2 separate regions of the Homo sapiens genome follow, and region 1 is linked to region 2. A link is a contact called in ENCODE Hi-C or POLR2A ChIA-PET data. All regions are on one chromosome and are shown on one strand. Each heading gives the region's core, a stretch centred on a gene start or an enhancer-like site at or near the end of the contact. The rest is flanking DNA. Distances are from core to core; before and after follow the strand shown.

What was found. Hi-C counts contacts between places; a loop is a spot of excess contacts on that map. ChIA-PET counts read pairs that join two places held with the same protein, here RNA polymerase II (POLR2A). Pooled maps may share reads with other maps.
Region 1: a map of posterior vena cava shows a loop between it and region 2 (2.5-fold over the local background). The contact joins two enhancer-like sites. A Hi-C loop is called at or near these places in 3 of 168 maps with a recorded cell type or tissue (B cell, chondrocyte and posterior vena cava), 16 of 37 single-sample maps with no recorded cell type and 8 of 50 pooled maps. POLR2A ChIA-PET finds 5 or more read pairs at or near these places in 5 of 52 experiments (AG04449, MCF 10A, PC-3 and 2 more).

What each region holds. Positions count from the first base shown.
Region 1 is chr18:57,733,929-57,741,664 of GRCh38, reverse strand. The region is part of intron 1 of ATP8B1 (ATPase phospholipid transporting 8B1); the gene reads left to right. LOC105372141 (a long non-coding RNA gene) reads right to left here. Exons shown (of 4, transcript XR_935524.3): 2 at 7,569-7,639; 3 at 6,073-6,514; 4 at 2,991-3,903. Among named protein-coding and RNA genes, the nearest start is that of ATP8B1, 66 kb to the left of the region's middle. RefSeq lists enhancers at 3,341-3,840, 3,841-4,342. Within about 2 kb of position 3,771, at least 22 of the 41 ENCODE cell types and tissues checked have a DNase peak (open chromatin) inside an H3K27ac peak, as active enhancers do.
Region 2 is chr18:57,647,691-57,653,250 of GRCh38, reverse strand. It overlaps ATP8B1 (ATPase phospholipid transporting 8B1), which reads left to right. Exons shown (of 28, transcript NM_001374385.1): 25 at 522-767; 26 at 1,079-1,217; 27 at 2,754-2,884; 28 at 4,539-5,560. The coding sequence ends at 4,763. The region is part of intron 2 of ATP8B1-AS1 (ATP8B1 antisense RNA 1); the gene reads right to left. Among named protein-coding and RNA genes, the nearest start is that of ATP8B1-AS1, 20 kb to the right of the region's middle. RefSeq lists an enhancer at 3,318-3,467. Within about 2 kb of position 3,315, at least 3 of the 41 ENCODE cell types and tissues checked have a DNase peak (open chromatin) inside an H3K27ac peak, as active enhancers do.

The DNA.
Region 1 (7,736 bases), core at 2,522-5,021, 88 kb before region 2:
AACTTAACAGCTTAAACCAACACGCATTTATTATCTCACAGTTTCCATGAATCAAGTGTCTGAGCACAGCTTAACTGGGTTCTCCGTATTAGGATTTCTCACAAGGCTACAATTAAGGTGCCAGCCCAGCTGATGTCTCATCTGAAGGCAGGACTGAGGAAGGATCTGCTTTCAAGTTCATGTAGTGATTGCAAAATTCACTGCATTCCTTAAGGACTATTGGACTGAGGGCTCCAGTCCCTGCTGGCTGTTGGTCAATGCTAACTTCACATCTTGCCATGTGAGCCTCTCCATAGGGCAGCTGCTTCACCAAAGCAAGGAAGGGGAAAGAGTTGGCTGGCAACAAGAAGTCATGGTTTTTTATAACCTAATCATGGAAGTGACATCCCATTACCTGCGCCATATTCTATTGGTTAGAAGCAAGGTTCAAGCTGGGCACAGTGGCTCATGCCTGTAATCCCAGCACTTGGGGAGGCCAAGGTGGGTGGATCCCAAGATCAGAAGTTCAAGACCAGCCTGGCCAGCATGGTGAAACCCTGTCTCTACTAAAAATACAAAAAATTAGCCTGGCATGGTGGTGCACGCCTGTAATCCCCGTGACTTGGGAGGCTGAGGCAGGAGAATTGCTTGAACCAGGGAAGTGGAGGTTGCAGTGAGCCAAGATCGCGCCACTGTACTCCAGCCTGGGCAACAGAGCAAGACTCCATCTCAAAAAATAAAGCAGCAAGGTTCAGGAACTCAGGCTTATTTTAAAAAAAAGAAAATGAAGAAGAAGAAAGAAGGAAAAGGGGCTGGATATGGTAGCTCATGCCTGTAATCCCAGTATTTTGTGAGGCCAAGGAGGGAGGATTGCTTGACCTCAGGAGTTCAAGAGCATCCTGAGCAAACTAGCAAGACCTCATCTCTACTAAAAACCAAAAAAATTAGCTGGGTGTGATGGTGCACACCTTTAGTCTCAGCTACTTAGGAGGCTGAGGCAGGAGGATCACTTGAGCCTGGGAGATTGAGGCTGCAGTGAGCTTGATCACCCCAGTGTACTCCAGCCTAGGTGACAGAGCAAGAACTTGAATCAACAACCAAAAAAAAAAAAAAAAAGGAAGAAAAAAGAAGCAAACCACCTCATGTGTATGCCACACTCACAGGAAATTAAAGATGTGAACACCAAAAGGTGGGATCACTGGGGGCCATCTTAGAGTAGTAATTTATATTTAGTATGGAACATATAATAAGAAACACGTATAGCATAGAACATATAGAAATATAATTCATACTTATTATATATTACGATATGTTAAATATTTTACAGCATTGTCTTTAATAATAATAATAAACAAAATGAGGAAAAACAGATTTCGGAAATAGTCTTTCTTCTTGTGAACTTTAAAAGCCATTAAAAAAAAATGATGAAGGACCAGGCGTGGTGGCTTACACCTGTAATCTCAGCATCTTAGGAGGCTGAGACAGGATAATTGCTTTAACCCAGGAGACGAAGGTTGCAGTGAGCTGAGATCGCGCCATTGAACTCCAGTCTGGGCAACAAGAGCAAAACTCCATCTCAAAACAAACAAACAAACAAAACAAAAAACAAAACTACCATAGCCGGTATGTCAGTAATGAGTAAGGGTGCATTCTAATAAAACTTTATCTAAAAAAATAGGTAGTGGGCCGAATTTGGCCCATGGGCTGCAATTTGCCAATTCTTGTCTAGACTATAAGCCTCCTAAGTACAGAAACAAACGAGCCTCCTATATGCCAGACTCTGGTAGGTGCTAGTGATGGACAAGAAAGATTGGTCCTCACCTTTGATATCTTCAGTACCCTACTAGAGGGCTGGTTTGGTTTTGCGTACATGGTAAAATCTTGGACAATGGTTTTTGGATGGCCTCAAATGACTCAGACTCCTAAAAAGTTTCATCTTGTATGACTTCTGACCTTAACTGTTGCTGTTTTCTCCCATCATTGCCCTCAATCTTTCATCCCTAGTCCAATGACTTTGTGAATCTGTTACCATGTGGTAGGTGTGACCTGTGTAAAGGTGGTAAAGAACTTTGGTGTAAGACAACTCTCTGAGCCCTTGAAGACTTTATTGAAAGTTGATTTGCTCTTTCCCCAGATCTTTCAGTGTCAACTGTGTAGTAGGCACTGAGTATTCACAGACCAATCTGTTCTTGTAGAGTTTATGGTCTGGTGGGAAAGGCAGATAAATGAAAGCAAATGCATGTTTACAAATCATGATAAGTGTTAGGAAGGAAACAGAAATGTAGGTGCTCAAGGGGGCCAGTGGTAGCAGGAAGAGGAGGGCAGAATCCTGCTCAATACCATGAGTGGAAGAGGACACTGAAGTTGAGACCTAACGAATAAGAAATTGGCCAGGCATGGTGGCTCATGCCTGTAATCCTAGCACTTTGGGAGGCCAAGGTGAGCGGATCACCTGAGGTCAGAAGTTCGAGACCAGCCTGACCAACAAGGAGAAACCCTGTCTCTACTGAAAATACAAAAAAATTAGCTGAGTGTCATGGCGGGCACCTGTAATCCCAGCTACTTGAGAGGCTGAGGCAGGAGAATCGCTTGAAGCAGGGAGGTGGAGGTTGCAGTGAGCTGAGATCATGCCACTGCACTCTAGCCTGGGCAACAGAGCGAAACTGAGTCTAAAAAATAATAAAAATAAAATACACAAGTCCTATTGGATTAGGGCCCCATCTGATGACCTTATTTAACCTTAACTACCTCCTTAAAGGACCTCTCTCCATGTAGTCACATTGAGGGGTGTTATGGCTTCAACATATGACTTCGGGGGCCATAATTCAATCCATAACACCCAGGAAGGGTGTAAGCAGGAGAATGGCATGCCTTTGGTGGTCATGTGGAAGTTAATTGTGGAAAGTCTAGTTAGAGGGATCTCGCAGCATTTCCAGGGAGAGATGATGGTGGCCATGGAGATAGAGAGGAGGTGATGAATTGGAGGAGTATTTGAGGCAAAAACGACTGGCTTTACTGTTTTATGGCTTTATTTTATTTTATTTTATTTTATTTATTTATTTATTGGAGGCAGAGTTTCGCTCTTGTTGCCCAGGCTGGAGTGCAATGGCGCGATCTCAGCTCACTGCAGCCTCCTGGGTTCAAGCAATTCTCCTGCCTCAGCCTCCCGAATAGCTGGGATTACAGGCATGTGCCACCATGCCCAGCTAATTTTTTTGTATTATTAATAGGGACGGAGTTTCACCATGTTGGCAGGCTGGTCTTGAACTCTTGACCTCAGTTGATCCACCCGCCTCGGTCTTCCAAAGTGCTGGGATTACAGGCGTGAGCCACCGCATCCGGTCTGTTTCCTAGCTTTAATAGTTGACTTATCTGTATTCTTCGAAACTCTGGCAGTCAGTCAGTAGCTCTGTTCCCTGTGCCTAGTGTAGTACTCTGCACCTTGCAGGTGTTTACTGGATGCTGAGTAAATGCACACCTGTCTGCAGTGTCCTGGAGTGGTGGTCAGAGACATTATGAAGTTTCCAAATCCATACCATACACAGCACCTGACCTTAGGGATCATTATTTAGATCTGGGAAAATCTTCCTTATGTCATTTAGGGCTTCAAACAAGTGATTTCTCCCTGTTTTTTTTTCTTTGGTACACTAAAATGACAGAGCCAAATTCCTCCCGTGTGTGTCTGTGTTTCACACACATGCACACTGCAGAGAAGTCGAGTTGAGGACATTTCTTCACTCTCAGCGGAGAGCTCCCTGCTCCTGCTTTCTCACTGAGACTGTGCAGATTGTGTGGGTGGCGAGTTGGTTGTGCAAGGCCTTGCTTGCTTTGAGTCACGGACATGTGGGTTGTCAAATCCATTCCTCCGTGCTTGCTTCCTCTCTCAACCTCAAAGGGCTGGAGACAGTCTTAATATCCAGATGCCTGGCAGTTTGGAAGCAATGATGAAAAGGATAACTTACAAAATGTTTGTATAAATGCACTTAATGCCACAGAACCCTACACTTGAAAAGGGCTAAAAGGAAGCTGAGGTGGGAGGATTGCTTGGGGCCCGGAGTTTGAGACCAGCCTGAGGAACATAGGGAGAGCCTATCTCTTTAAAAAAAAGAAAGAAAGAAAAGAAAGAAAAAAAAAGCCAGGCATGGTGGCTCATGCTTCTAGTCCTAGTTACTAGGGAGGCTGGGGAGCAGGGTAGGAGGATTGCTGGAGCCCTCAGATTTGAGAGTGTAGTGAGCTAGGATCATGCCACTGCACTGCAGCCTCGGTGGCAGAGTGAAACCATGTCTCAGGAAACAAACAGTGGTTTGTGTCATCTGAGATGCAAAAAAAAAATAACAATAATAAGAGAAAGAAAACCAACCAACAAACAAAAAGTTAAAATTCTCCAATGGTACAGCTTTAAGAAATTAAAAAAAAAATAAAAGTAGGGAGAAACAAAGCCTGGCGTGGTGGCTCATGCTTGTAATCCCAGCACTTTGGGAGGCTGAGGCAGGTAGATTACTTGAGCCCAGAAGTTTGAGACCAGCCTAGGCAATATGGCAAAACCCTGTCTCTTCTAAAAACACAAAAATTAGTCAGATGTAGTGGCTTATACCTATAGTCTCAACTACTCAGGAGGCTGAGGTGGGAGAATTGCTTGAGCCCAGGAGGCTGCAATGAGAAAAACAAAACAAAATGGCTAAAATGGTAAATTTTATGTACATATATTTTACAACAATAAAAAATGTTTCCATATAGTACCTTCACAGTCACCTTGATACATATATATATAACAAGGCTGTAGTAACCAAAACATAATATGGGCTAAAAACAGACACATAAACCAATGGAACAGAATAGGGAACCCAGAAATAAATCCCCACATGCTAAAGAATGAAACTGGGCCCCTGTCTCTCACCATACACAAAAGTCAACTCAAGATGGATTAAAGACTTAAATGGGACCACACCTATAATCCTAGCACTTTGGGAGCCCAAGCCTGGAGGATCACTTGACCCAGGAATTCAAGACCAGTTTGGACAATGCAGTGAGATCCCATCGCTACAAAAAAAAAAAAAAAAAAATAGGCATGGTGGCATGCACTGGTAGTCCCAGTTACTTGGGATGCTGAGGTAGGAAGATTCCTTGAGCCCAAGAGTTCAATGCTGCAATGAGCTATGATTGTCCTACTACACTCTAGCCTGAGTGACAGAGTGAAACCCTTCTCTCAAAAAAAAAAAAAAAAAAAAAAAACTAGTAAAACTTTATACTAGAAGAAAACATAGGGAAAATGTTTTAGGACATTGGTCTAGGCAAAGATTTTATGGCTAAGACCTCAAAAGCACAGGCAACAACAACAACAAAAATAGACAAATAGGACTATATTAAACTAAAAAGCTTCTACTCAGCAAGGGAAGCAATCAACAGTGTTTCCTGCTGAATAGGAGAAAATATTTGCAAACCATTCATCTAACTAAGGACTAGTATCCAGAAATATACAAGGAACTCAAACAACTCAAAAACAAATAATCCCTGCAGCCATAAAAAAGAATGAGATCGTGGTCTTTCCATGGACATGGATGAAGCTGGAAGCCATCTTTCTCAGCAAACTAACACAGGAACAGAAAACTAAACACCACATGTTCTCACTCATAAGCAGGAGCTGAACAATGAGAACACATGAACACAGGGAGGGGAACATCACACACTGGGGCCTGTTGGGGGTGGGGGTGGGGGGGGCAAGGAATGGGAGAGTATTAGGACAAATACCTAATGCATGCAGGGCTTAAAACCTAGATGACAGGTTGATGGGTGCAGCAAACCACCATGGCACATGTATACCTATGTAACAAACCTGCATGTTCTGCACATGTATCCTAGAACTTAAAGTAAAATAAAATAAAGTAAAATAAAGACTTAGTAGGGAAATTTAGATTTAACATGGTGATGCCAATTTAGTGGAAAAGATGACTTTTAAAAAATTTGGCTCCATTTAATAAAAAATAATTTTAAAATAGTATAAACCATGAAAGTATACGTACTGCCAGGAAAGTATAAATATAACCAGGGAATTATAAGTATAACCAATGAAAGTATAAGTACTGCCAGTGTTACCAGGGGTCCTTGCTCCCAGAGCTCCCAAGATGGTGGTGGGCCACTTCCAAAATGGCGGCAGGCCACTTCCAAGATGGTGGCAAGCCTCGTGTTCTCTGACCTGGGGTTCTTGGCCTCACGGATTCCAAGGAATGGAATCTTGGGCCGTGCGGTGAGTGTTATAGCTCTATTAGAAGTCGTGGGTCACGGAAGAGAACCGTGGAACCCAGTGACTAGTGTTCAGCTTGATTAGGACGAAACCAGGCACTTAGCCATGCAGGAACAATGGCAAGCCTTTAGCGCGATCAGGAGTGGCAACGGGTGCTTCCCTGGATCAGGAGCACAGCGGGCGCCCTGCTGGATTGGAGGGATGGAAGTCAGCGGCGGGTCTGCGACGGCAGCAAAACAGCAGTGGTGGACGGCGAGCGAAAGCTCAGTTCTAGCGGTAACCAGAAGGGTGCAGCTGCAAGATTTAATAGAGTGAAATAGAGTGAAAACAGAGCTCCCATACAAGGAGGGGACCCAAAGGGGGTTGCCCTTGCTGGCTCCAATGCCTGGGTTTATATCCCGATCCTTGTCCCTCATCAGGCAATAGATGAGTTCATCAGGCAATAGATGATTGGCTATTTCTTTACCTCCTGTTTTTGCCTAATTAGCATTTAGTGAGCTCTCTGATTGGTCAGGTGTGAGCTCAGTTGCAAGCCTCCTGTTTAAAGGTGGATGCAGTCACCTTCCCAGCTAGACTTAGGGATTCATAGTCGGCCTAGGAAATCCAGCTAGCCCTGTCTCTCACCAGGAATGCTTGTGCTTGCTACTGAAAAGCTAAGGCCAGAGGTAAAGACTATGGATTTGGGGAATGAATATTCTGTGAAGCCATAAGATAATGGCCTGAGGTGCTGAGGACCAGTAGTGCTAGGAACTTTGCATCCATGACTATAGGGCTCTTTAGAACTGTGCCACAGTACAGCATCATGCAGTAGAATCTAAGTTGTTCTTTGTAATAATGAATGCCAGCAATATTTTAAAATAATAATAATACCATTAAAAAGTGGGCAAAGGACATGAATAGACATTTTTCAAAAGGAAACATACAAATCGCCAAGAAGTATATGAAAAATTAACAGTTAATGTTCATTGAATACTTATTGCAGGCTAGGTACTGAGTTGAGCATTTTGCATGCATCATCTCACTTAAAATAATGTATGTCCCAGCCTGGCCAACATGGTGAAACCCCATCTCTACTAAAAATACAAAAATTAGCCAGACATGGTGGTACATGCCTGTAATCCCAGCTACTCAGGAGGCTGAGGCAGGAGAATTGCTTGAATCTGGGAGGCAGAGGTTGCAGTGAGCCGAGATTGCACCACTGCACTCTAGCCTGGGTGACAGAGCGATACTCTGTCTCAAAAGATAATAATAATAAAATAATGTATGTCAATTGTTGAAATTTTGGAAAATGAACAAGTGTGTGTGTGAATAACTGGGTGTATTCTATACATATGGCTTTATAACTTACCTATTAACTTAAGGTCATTAATGCAATGTCATCAAATACTCTTTGGATCATCTAGATTGTTGCACATTATCCTATAATATGAGATGCCACAATTTATTTACACAGTCGACAATTGTAACCCAGCTTGCTTTTGGCTTTTACTGTTTTACATAATACTTGGTAAAAATC
Region 2 (5,560 bases), core at 2,066-4,565:
CCAATATGTCTCCACAATAATAATTTACTCATTTTAAAGTCAGTTTAAATCCTTTCCAAAATTTATGTAGCTAGTGCATATTTTTATCTAATACCAATTCTTAAAAAGAAAGAAGCACTATAAAGACTAAAAAGTAATAATTTATAATTAACTCATCAACTTGTATGAGAAAATTTTTTCCCAAAGGATTTGCAACAATATATATTCACTCAGGAGGTAAAAACAGTAGCCTCCCTACATATTTTTGGACATTACTAATTTGTTTTCTTTCCATAAGTAGCAAAGTAATAAACTTATACCTAGCCCTTCTCTGAATTAAATATTAAGTAATGGTGGTCTAAGCAATGAGGTTGAGCTCTGCACACCACAAATATTGCAGGATTGATCGATTATCTTGTTCAGTTTTTGCCTTCCTAAAATTTAACAGCAGGCTGCAACTTTTTGTGAGATATTAATTATAACATATCTCTGACTGCTTTGACCTGATGAATAAAATACCATCATTTTGTTTTCTCCTTAAGGATGTGAGTGACAAACTGAGCCTCCGATTCCCTGGGTTATACATAGTGGGACAAAGAGACTTACTATTCAACTATAAGAGATTCTTTGTAAGCTTGTTGCATGGGGTCCTAACATCGATGATCCTCTTCTTCATACCTCTTGGAGCTTATCTGCAAACCGTAGGGCAGGATGGAGAGGCACCTTCCGACTACCAGTCTTTTGCCGTCACCATTGCCTCTGCTCTTGTAATAACAGTCAATTTCCAGGTACGTGGCTTTCATTGGCCGTATTCAGTGTCTATTGGTACCTACTTATATTTCTGTATATAGGGTGGCATGCACATCCACCTGACTCCCACTGCACCTGTGCCACTTACAAAATATAAATGCTATTTTCATCTCTTATACCAAGCACATTTTCTATTTCTTGCCTGAGTCAAGGATGGTTTAGTTTCTGGTCCAGTATTCAAGCCACATCATGCCTAACTTGCTGAATTCTGTTTTCAGGATTGTTAGATCCTTTATTTCTTGCTAACTCCCCAAAATGAGTGCTCTGTTTTTCTCTGGTTTCCCAACAGATTGGCTTGGATACTTCTTATTGGACTTTTGTGAATGCTTTTTCAATTTTTGGAAGCATTGCACTTTATTTTGGCATCATGTTTGACTTTCATAGTGCTGGAATACATGTTCTCTTTCCATCTGCATTTCAATTTACAGGTTGGTATTTCCAAATTCCAAAAATAAATGTACAGACAAATGTCATTAGTTTAGATTTTGACATAACTTCTGTTAAGTAATAAAATATACAAGGTGGAATGGCTGGGCACAGTGGCTCACACCTGTAATCCCAGCATTTTGGGAGGCCGAGGCAAGTGGATTGCTTGAGCCCAGCAGTTCAAGACCAGCCTGGACAACATGGCTAAACCCCATCTCTACAAAAAATACAAAAAAATTAGCCAGGCATGGTGGCACATGCCTGTAGTTCTAGCTACTGGAGAGGCTGAAGTGGGAGGATTGCTTGACCTGGGACGTTGAGGCTACAGTGAGTCGTGATGGCACTGCTGTACTCTAGCCCAGGTGACAGAGCGGGACCCTGTCTCAAAAAAAAAACAAAAAAAACAAAGCACAACAAAACAAATATATACAAATTATTATTGCTAGTGAAAATTAATGTCTTGTCTGGAAATTAAATGGTGATGGTGGGTTGAAAGGGCATAACATGATGGGAGGAAGACAAATTAAAATAGCTTTACAATAGCGCTGTACGTGTGTTGAATTAGATAACTTAAGACTTAAAAGGCTGGATAAAAGCCTATTCTTTCTTTCCCATAAAACCTAATACTGGGGCTAGATGTGGTAGCTCACGCCTGTAATCCCAGCACTTTGGGAGGCCAATATGGGTGGATCACTTGAGCTCAGGAGTTTGAGACCAGCCTGGGCAACATGGTGAAACCCCATCTCTACAAAAAATACAAAAATTAGCCAAGCGTGGTGGCGCACACCTGTAGTCCCAGCTATTCAGGAGGCTAAGGTAGGAGGACACCTGAGCCCAGGAGGTTGAGGCTGCAGTGAGCCATGATCACGCCACTGCACTCCAACGTGGGTAACAGAGTGAGACCCTATCTCAAAAAAAAGTCAGAAGTCTTGATCACCTAACTTTGCATTTTTAATCAATGCAATGTCAACAAATGTGCTTTTTTTCCTTATTTGCTCACTTATGTAAATTTGCCTTGTTTCAAATAATTTACCTTCCCAATTTTGCTTTGCTTAGTCTGATTTTAAAATGTCTGTTCTTTGAGCCATAATGGATATTTTGGGGAGGCCAATCCAGTTGTAAAACTTTACCATAAATGATCTATTTATAGATTATGAAATATTAACTATGTTCTTTTTTTTATTTTATTTTTTATTTTTGAGACAGAGTTTTGCTTTATCACCCAGGCTGGAGTGCGGTGGCACAATTTCGGCTCACTGCAACTTCCGCCTTCCGGGTTCAAGCAATTCTGCTGTCTCCTGAGTAGCTGGGACTACAGGTGCACACCACCATGCCCGGCTGATTTTTTGTATTTTAGTAGAGACGGGGTTTCACCATGTTGCCCAGGCTGGTCTCGAACTCCTGAGCTCTGGCAATCCACCCACCTTGGCCTCTCAAAGTGTTAGGATTACAGGCATGAGCCACCACACCTGGCGAAATATTAACTATGTTCTTAGGAAAAAAGAACCACAGTGATGCATTTGCCATGTTCTTTACAGGCACAGCTTCAAACGCTCTGAGACAGCCATACATTTGGTTAACTATCATCCTGGCTGTTGCTGTGTGCTTACTACCCGTCGTTGCCATTCGATTCCTGTCAATGACCATCTGGCCATCAGAAAGTGATAAGGTATAAAGAATATAGTCCTTTCCCAACTCTGTCCCTCACAGAAACCAAAGCGTTTCCCAACAGCACGTTTCCTGCAAAATTCTAAGCTCATGGGAAGTTTGGTAAGAATGATTTTTCATGATTGCTTCTCTTTAACTCTATCTCACAAATAAGTCTTTTGGAATTGGGAGTTTAGTGTGCTTGCTTTTTAATACAAAAATTACCAAACATAAACAAAAAAGGGAGAACAGAATGAGCCCCATATATCTATCTCCTCAGTTTAACAATTACAGTATTAACATTTTGTCATACAAATCAGATTGGGTTTTTTTTCTTTATTTAAGAAAAATGTCACCTTCTGTAGCAGGATCCTTTGAGCTACAAGGAACAGAAAGCTGTGACTCAAAACATCTCTACAGTAGTGCGTCATCATTAATCATTAGTAGGCTTCAGGCCCAGTTGATTGAGCAATTTAATGTTGTCAAGAAAGGATTGGGCTGGTTCTTGCCATCTCTTCTCTCAGAAACCTTCATTATTAGCTTCATATGGATGCTGGAAGATGGCCAGAGCAGTTCTGGGTATCACTTCCTGACCTATCAGTGTCGGGGGGAGATAAGAGCCTATTCTGTAGCTCCTTAGGGGCCGTGGAACTTCTCACCCAAGGGCCCCAGTACAGTGCCCTCAGGTCTCACGTGCCAAAATTAGGTCACTTGCCCATTCTGGACTAGTTTAGCAAGGGAAATCAACCTGCCCACCGCCCATGAGAAATGTGGCTGTGAGGGGTTGGGGGGGGCAATCTGAATACAATCAATTTCCATTAGAAAGAAGGAGAGAGTAGAGGCTACTGAGGCAACCTTCAGTATCCCTCGGGTCTCCCTTTTGCAGTGCCAACAGTATGCAGTAACAACCCAGGAAAGAGGCCCTACTGAATTTTCTCTTTGACTGTACCCATCTGGTCTGAACTAGAAAAGGGCACTAGCTTCAGAGGAGTGGGAATCTTGGCTTTGCATTTTCTAGCTGTGTGACCTTGGAAAAGTTAAATAACCTTCCCTTGGCTTCAATATATATCTCCAGGTAGGTAGGTAGGTAGATCGATTGATCAATCAATCTATGTATAGATATAGAGAGATGGATATAGATTTATATCATCATATATATATGTCGATATAGATAGATAGATAGATAGATAGATAGATATAGCCAAGCACTGTGGTTCATGCCTGTAATCCCAGAACTTTTGGAGGCCGAGGCAGGCAGATCACTTGAGGTCAGGACCAGCCTGGCCAACATGGTGAAATTCTGTCTCCACTAAAAATACAAAAATTAGACGGGTGTGGCAGTGCGTGCCTGTAACCCCAGTTACTCAGGAGGCTGAGGCAGGAGGATCGCTTGAACCTGGGAGGCAGAGGTTGCAGTGAGCCAAGATCGTGCCATTGCACTCAAGTCTGGGTGACAGAGCGAGACTGTCTCAAAAACAAAAAAAAAGATATAGACACACATACACACACACACACACACACACACACACACACACAAGTGGGGACAGAACTGCCTGCATCAAAATGGGGCAGGTGTCAGGGGAGTTCATCAGTGTTCATTTCTGTCAACCGTCTGGCCAGGCCTCCTCCCTGGTGTGGATCTTATTTTCATCCCTCCCCATCTCTCCCCCTTGCAGATCCAGAAGCATCGCAAGCGGTTGAAGGCGGAGGAGCAGTGGCAGCGACGGCAGCAGGTGTTCCGCCGGGGCGTGTCAACGCGGCGCTCGGCCTACGCCTTCTCGCACCAGCGGGGCTACGCGGACCTCATCTCCTCCGGGCGCAGCATCCGCAAGAAGCGCTCGCCGCTTGATGCCATCGTGGCGGATGGCACCGCGGAGTACAGGCGCACCGGGGACAGCTGATCCCTTACCCCCAGGCTGGGATGCGGCCACAAAGCACGTCTATTTTTTTATGAAAGACTCTCAGGACTTTGTGTGTGTGTGTGAATTGCATTCATCACAAAGATATTGAAGACAATAAATAATCTTTATAACAAACTCCTTGGGTTGGACTATTAAACAATAGCAGAGCCAAGAAATAGGACTTTTAAAAGTCCTATTATTCGGCCGGGCGTGGTGGCTCAGGTCTGTAATCCCAGCACTTTAGGAGGCTGAGGAGGGGAGATCACCTGAGGCCAGGAGTTCGAGACCAGCCCAGCCAACATGGTGAAACCCTGTCTCTACCATAAATTAAAAATTAGCCGGGCTTGGTGGTGGGCACCCGTAATCCCACCTATTTGAGAAGCTGAAGCAGAAGAATCGCTTGAACCTGGGAGATGGAGGTTACAGTGAGCCGAGATTGCGCCACTGCACTCCAGCCTGGGTGACAGAGCAAGACTCTGTCTTAAGAAAAATTTAAAAATAGGCCGGGCATGGTGGCTCATGCCTGTCATCCTAGCACTTTGGGAGGCCAAGGCAGGTGGATCACTTGAGGTCAGGAGACCAGCCCGGCCAACATGGTGAAACCCCATCTCTACTAAAAATACAAAAATTAGCTGGAAATCGCTTGAACCTGGGAGGTGGAGGTTCCAGTGAGCCGAGATCGTGGCACTGCACTCCAACCTGAGCAACAGAGTGAGACACCAGCTCAAAAAAAATTTTTTAATAATAATAAAAGTCCTATTATTCAACTGGTTATGTACATTATGGTTGAAAGGGAA